Regions from separate parts of the Homo sapiens genome. Here region 1 is linked to region 2. A link is a contact called in ENCODE Hi-C or POLR2A ChIA-PET data. All regions are on one chromosome and are shown on one strand. The core of a region is the stretch at or near the end of the contact, and the rest is flanking DNA. Distances in the headings are between cores, read along the strand shown. Region 1 holds the start of ERBB3 (erb-b2 receptor tyrosine kinase 3). Region 2 holds the start of DNAJC14 (DnaJ heat shock protein family (Hsp40) member C14).

Region 1 (3,128 bases), core at 410-2,909, 250 kb before region 2:
AGCCCCTCCTCAACCAGAGGCCTCCCCTCCAACATCCCCCACCCCCATCACAGCCAGGACAAAGGGGCTATAGAAGGACTGAGACAGGGCCGGATGCCCAGAGGCTGCAGGACCCAGATAAAGGGTAAAGAGACCCAACCATGCCTGCCTCCTGCCTCCCCAGGGAGGGTGGCCAGACTCTGGTACTCCTGGGTTTCTGGGTGAAGATTGCAGGAGTCTGGATGGGACAGTTATACAGTCACTCCACTGCTCCCTCCCACGCCAGTCCCCAGACCACCCCCCTCCACCAGCTGGGAGTGTTCACATCTAAAAATCCCAGGATCTAAATTTAGGCCCAGCAACTGTGAGGGAAGCACAGGTGGTTTCTTCCACTCCCACACTGGGGAAGGGGCCCTGGCTGTGCCAAACCCCAAGCTGAGATCTGAGGGGAGGGGAGGAGATCCACAGAACTTCAGTCCTCAGGTGTCCACGGTCCCAGAGACACCCCAAAGGGGTGGGCTCAGATAGCATGGGAGTCGGGGGAGGACTGGAGAAGAGCAATCCGGGGCTCTGTCTAGGGTCCTAGAGACAGTGTCAGACAATAAGCAAAATGGGGGCGGGAGGCACAAGCTGAGCCCAGGAAGGACTCCCCAAGGCAGGAGGCTTAGAAAGTAGCAGAGGTGCCCTCTTGATCCTCAGGTTGGGGAGAGAAAAGACCAGAGGCTGGACATCCTTGCCCTTACAGCTCCTGGCCCAGGGCCTTGTGTATAGTAGATGCTCAATAAATATGAGTTGTGTTGACCTGGGTCTTGACAAAGAGATGTTGCTTAAGCTCTGCTATACTGAGGAAAGGGGGCGCCAGCCTCTGTTGGGCCTCCTGCCTGATGTCACCTGAACTTGGCCCTCTGGTTAATCTCAGACCTCCCCAGGGCAGGCTCACTCACGGAAGAGGAGGTGCCGCTCCTGTTTTTCCAACACCAGAGAACAACAACCCCCTCCAACCTTCTGTAGCTCCGCCCTGTCGGCAAAACAACGAAACTAGGGGTAGCTGAAATCGGCGCGGGTGGGGGGCAGGGGGTTGGCGAGCAAACCGAGACCCTTCCCGCCAAGGCCCCCACCTCCAAGCACCTCCTGTTTACAGAATGAAGTTCCCTGCTCCCCTCCCTGCAGGGCCCCTCAGAAGTGTGAACTACTGTTTCGGCCTCAGCCTCTTCTGGGGAGACCAATTAGAGGGTCGGCGACGCTCTGGAGAAGGGTGGCGTGAGGGTCCCGGAATGCCGCCCTCGGCCGGACCACGCCGATAACCCGAGCCTGACCGCCCCTCTCCCAGGTGGTCCTGGCAAACCGGGGGCAGCACCCACAACCCCGCGCCGCCTGAGACCGTGCCCATACCCTCCGAGGCTGCGCGCACTGGGTTCCGGCTCCCAGGTGCCGAGCCCGCCGGTGCTCTCGCGCCACTTACCTGCCTGAGAGTTGCCCACCTCGGAGCCCCGGGCCAGGCTGAAAAGCAAGCCCAGCACCTGCAGAGCGTCGTTCGCCCTCATGACTCCGCAGAGGGTGAAGGGAGCCCAGCCAAGTCCGGCCCGGGGGCCCCTAGGCTAGGACATCGAGGCAAGAGCCACCTGAACCGCTGGCGAATTGGTGGCTGCTGCGGCGACGGCAGCGGAGGTTGCAAATTGCAATCGGAGCCGGAGCCGGAGTCCGGGGAGGGATGGCAGGGGAGGGGTGTGTGTGTGTGAGAGAGAGAGAGAGAGGGAGGGAGGAACGCAGAGGGAAGGGGGTGAGTCACGGCCGCGCCCCCTCCCGCGCGAGGCTGGAGTAGGGATTGCGGAGCCTCGGACCGCCTGCCCCGAGCGTGCCACGCCCCGCGGTCCCGCAACTTGGCGGAGCAGATCGAGGATGGGGCTCACCCTAATTTTTCTGCAGGAGATAGGCCAAGGGGAGGTCGAGATTCCGAAAGCCCCCAGATCCAGGGAAGGGTAATGAATGAGGGAGTGGAAAGCTCTCCAAAGCCCTGCCCCCTGAAAGTTGGCCTCGCCCATTAACCAAATCACTCAACTCCCCTAGCCGGTTGGTTCACTTGGTGGATTTTCTCTCAGAATGTGAATATTTCTCTCTGTGTGTTTTTGAGGGGGAGGGTGTTTTTTGCCTCACGTCCAGGCCACCTCAGTTTCTCCCAGACTCGAAACCCCATAATTCATCCACCCAGCCCAGGAACCCGAGCCACAGAGACCGCGTGAAATTGCACTGTCTCTGGCCGCTTCCTCCTCCAGACCCGGCGCCGGCCGGGCCTCTCCCGGGGATTTGGATGGGGGGCGGGGGTGGTTTCCAGCCTGGGAACAGACCCCGGAGCCCGCCTTTCCACTTCTACCCCGGGAGGGGCTCCCGCACCTGTCGCCGTCCCCTCTGCTGCCCCCCACGGCCGCCTGGGAGAACAGCTGCCTCCCCTTCCACACTGGAGTCTGGCCGCACCGTCCGGGCGGCCGCAGTTCCCGCCGCTCTTCTGGGGACCCAGATGGGCACACACCAAGGCGCTTACACCCTCCCAGGTGCCTTCCAAGTCCAGGCTCTCGCAGGAAAGGGGATGGGGCAGTGAAGTGGGACGCGGAGAGGACACTAGAGACTGCGTCCACGAATGGCGTGGACCTCTGGAACCTCCCCCACCAGCTGCCCGGACCTGGCCAGAGGCGGTCGGGCTCCCTGCGGGTTGCTGCCCAAAGCCCTGCTAGTCCCGGGACGGATCCGACCGGCGCCGCCTGGTGCCCATCCGTGGCAGTGGAGTCCCAGACGGCCTTGCATTTCAAATCCCTTAAACTGGTATTCGGGATCTCGCCCGGAGAGCCTAGTTGTTTTCTCCAGAACTTCAAGCCTGAAGACTTCGAAAACAGTTGAGCCTTGATAAAGAAAAATTTCACCCCTCACACCTAGCAAAGACTACCGGCTAACATTCCTTAAACATGCTCCCTATTGATATGCAACCTAGAGGGCCTGTTCTCTACTGGAGAATCTCCGCTTTGGGGAGGTTGGCTTTCTCCAGACCATGTGTATAGTAGTCATAATAATAATAGCAACAACAAAACCATTAACATATACAAACATTTCCATATATCATTTCATTTACAAAGTATGTCCTCAAACTTAGTGCCTTA
Region 2 (3,057 bases), core at 192-2,691:
TGCATCCCTGCTCGGAGGTCCTAGACGCCGGGGGTGCGGCTGTCGGTCAAGAGCACCCCCAGGGTCACTCTGTTGCTGCCTAAACTCTTTCAAGTCGCAGCCCAGGCTCTGTGAGCTAAATGCAACTAGCTTGCAGGGTGGAGAAAGGGGACAGGGCGTGTGTGTTGGGGTGTGTGTTTGTGTTTGTGTGTGTGCGCGCGCGCGTGCGCGCGGTGGGGGGAGGAGGGGTGACATCACAAGGCAGGCCCCTCCAATTCTTTCCCGTGTGTGTGGGGGGACCCAGGTTGCCTACTGCTCTAGTCCAGGACCAGAGACCCCCAACTATATAGCAGGTAAGAGTCTTGAGGGTCACCCCAAGAGTTTTGGAGAAGGGTCTCCGAATACTTAGGAGATGACAACCGGAAGCTCTCAAAGCCCCAATAGGGGTCCCAGCGCCCCCCTAGCTTCAGCTTGGTTTCTTCCACTTTCCAGAGAATTGGAGTATTGTCTCCTGGAGAACCGGGTGGTCGGGATCGTGGACCAGGGAAGGGGCTTTTGCTGGTCGGGGAGCGCCAACTGGGGGTTCATGGGTGGAAAAACTTTCGGATCAAGACGGGGTATAAGGCTAGAGGCGTGTGCAGAGGAGGGGACCGACGGAACGGGGACCCAACTGGGTCTACGTGGGGGCGGGGGCGCTTGTGGACGTCCACCAAATAGCTTGGTATGCAGATGAGATGTCAAGCAGCAGGTAGATGAGTTCAGTGTTCTTTGGCTCACGGGCAAAGTTCTGAGCCGAGCCAAGTTACGCTCCCAGTTCCTAGGCACCGCTCGGTGATCGGGCCTGGGGAGCTGCGACCCGAGGGGCGGATCCAGGTATAAGGGGCAGCTCGCCAGCTGGGTCAAGCGCGGGGGAGGCCGTGGGTTGCTGTGAAAGGAGGGGCAGTGCTGCGGGGCGAGGGAGGGGGCCAGCCGGGGCACCCTCTCCTCTGCTCCACCTCCGCACCGCAGGATACAAAGGGGCCTGTGTCCTCGCAGCTGCCGGCACGGAAGGGATCAGGGCAGTGACTCTTCTGAGCTCCCTGGTTTTGTCTGCAAGGGAAAAAGACTATATGTGGCTCGGTGGCTGCCCTCCATCTCCCAGGAATACAAAGCCTAGGAATACACCCAGAGCAATCCTGAGAGTCTGCCCTTAGTCTGCAGGCATTGGTGCAGAGTCCACCTGCCTTGCTTCCTGCGGTGCAACCTGCGGGAATCCCATTCCCACACGCGGAGGGAGGGGCCTTTAAATGGCGGGGCCAGTACTTCCTTAGGACCGCCTCCTTGGAGTCGACGCAGCCCTAGCTGGATTGGCTTGCCTCTCAGCCAACCGCTATTTCTTTTCCTTCCCGTCTCTTCCCTGGTGACCCCGGAAGTGGAAGTAGGCCCAGGTCGCCGGCGGCCGCGGGGACGGAAGGCGGAAGCAGAGCGTGAGCGGGAGGCGGAGCCGGGAGAGCGGCTCTCGTAGCTCACCCTGGCCCCAGGCCGGGCGGCTCGAGGGGGAGGAGTTACCGCCGTTCTTCGGTACGTCCGTCTTTTTTTTTTTTTTCGTTTTTTTTTGTTTTTTTGAGATGGAGTCTCGCTCTGTCACCCAGACTGGAGTACAGTGGCACGATCTCGGTTCACTGCAACCTCCACCTCCCGGGTTCAAGCGATTCTTCTGCCTCAGCCTCCCGAGTAGCTGGGACTACAGGTGCGCGCCACCACGCCTGGCGAATTTCTGTATTTTTAGTAGAGACGGAGTTTCACCATGTTGGCCAGGCTGGTCTCGAACTCCTGACCTCGTGATCCGCCGGCCTCGGCCTCCCAAAGTGCTGGGATTACAGGCGTGAGCCACGGTGCCCGGCCACCTTCGTCCCTTCTACACAGCCGGTGGGTTCCCTGTTAGTCTTTCTTAGGGGCAGCCCTAAGCTCCGCCCCCAGATTTTCCTCCAGGGCCGCATGGCCCCCACCCATTACTGGAAGTCTGTGGCCCCCTTTCCGGCGGTCTTTCCCATTTTCCTAAGAGTGACCCACCCTCCCCCGACCACACCCTTTACGGTACCTCCCTGTTTCCCTGATTGAAGGTTATAGTTTTCTGGGGAAAGAAGAAAAACTTAAGTGATTTGGAGGAGAGGGGAGGGAGCAAGCAGGGTTGTGGTGAGTCTAGTTTTGGCTTATTGCTAGGAATAGCGAATGCCCCAAAAGAACTTGGGAAAACAAGGGAGGTGGATGAATTAAATGTGTCCACTATTTGAGATTGTTTAATTCCTCTCTTGGTCTCATCCTTGACTGTCTCCACCTTGATATCTGTTACAGGCATCAGAACACACCATGATGGCTGTGACCTAAGACCCTCAGGAAGCCCCGGGGTCATGGCCCAGAAGCACCCCGGAGAAAGAGGGTTGTATGGAGCCCACCACAGTGGTGGTGCCTCCCTCAGGACTTTAGGACCCTCCGTGGACCCTGAAATACCTTCATTCTCAGGACTCAGGGACTCAGCAGGGACTGCTCCTAATGGTACCCGCTGCCTCACAGAGCACTCTGGTCCTAAGCACACACAGCACCCAAACCCAGCCCATTGGTTGGACCCAAGCCATGGCCCCCCAGGGGGTCCAGGACCACCTAGAGATGCAGAGGACCCTGATCAGAGTGAGACGTCTTCAGAAGAAGAATCAGGAGTGGACCAGGAACTCTCAAAAGAAAACGAGACTGGGAACCAGAAGGATGGGAACTCTTTTCTTTCCATTCCATCTGCTTGCAACTGCCAGGGAACACCTGGAATTCCAGAAGGGCCTTACTCTGAGGGAGGAAATGGTTCTTCTAGCAACTTTTGCCACCACTGTACCTCTCCAGCTTTGGGGGAAGATGAGTTGGAAGAGGAATATGATGATGAAGAATCTCTCAAGTTCCCCAGTGATTTTTCACGTGTGTCCAGCGGAAAGAAACCCCCATCCCGGAGACAGCGGCACCGCTTTCCAACGAAGGAGGATACTCGGGAGGGTGGACGTAGGGATCCCAGGTCCCCTGGTCGACATCGGCTGGGTCGGAAACGAAGTCAGG

Evidence for each region. Hi-C counts contacts between places; a loop is a spot of excess contacts on that map. ChIA-PET counts read pairs that join two places held with the same protein, here RNA polymerase II (POLR2A). Pooled maps may share reads with other maps.
Region 1: a loop to region 2 is called in a pooled map, with 3 times the contacts of the local background. The contact joins the promoter of ERBB3 here to the promoter of DNAJC14 in region 2. A Hi-C loop is called at or near these places in 1 of 37 single-sample maps with no recorded cell type and 5 of 50 pooled maps. POLR2A ChIA-PET finds 5 or more read pairs at or near these places in 8 of 52 experiments (A673, HCT116, HepG2 and 5 more).

Annotation. Positions count from the first base shown.
Region 1 is chr12:56,078,696-56,081,823 of GRCh38, reverse strand. ERBB3 (erb-b2 receptor tyrosine kinase 3) reads right to left here and starts at 1,659. Exons shown (of 28, transcript NM_001982.4): 1 at 1,442-1,659. The coding sequence starts at 1,523. RefSeq lists an enhancer at 1,012-2,002.
Region 2 is chr12:55,827,971-55,831,027 of GRCh38, reverse strand. It overlaps DNAJC14 (DnaJ heat shock protein family (Hsp40) member C14), which reads left to right and starts at 1,441. Exons shown (of 7, transcript NM_032364.6): 1 at 1,441-1,539; 2 at 2,314-3,057. The coding sequence starts at 2,370. It also overlaps the pseudogene TMEM198B. RefSeq lists enhancers at 1-173, 128-865 and a silencer at 1,394-1,503.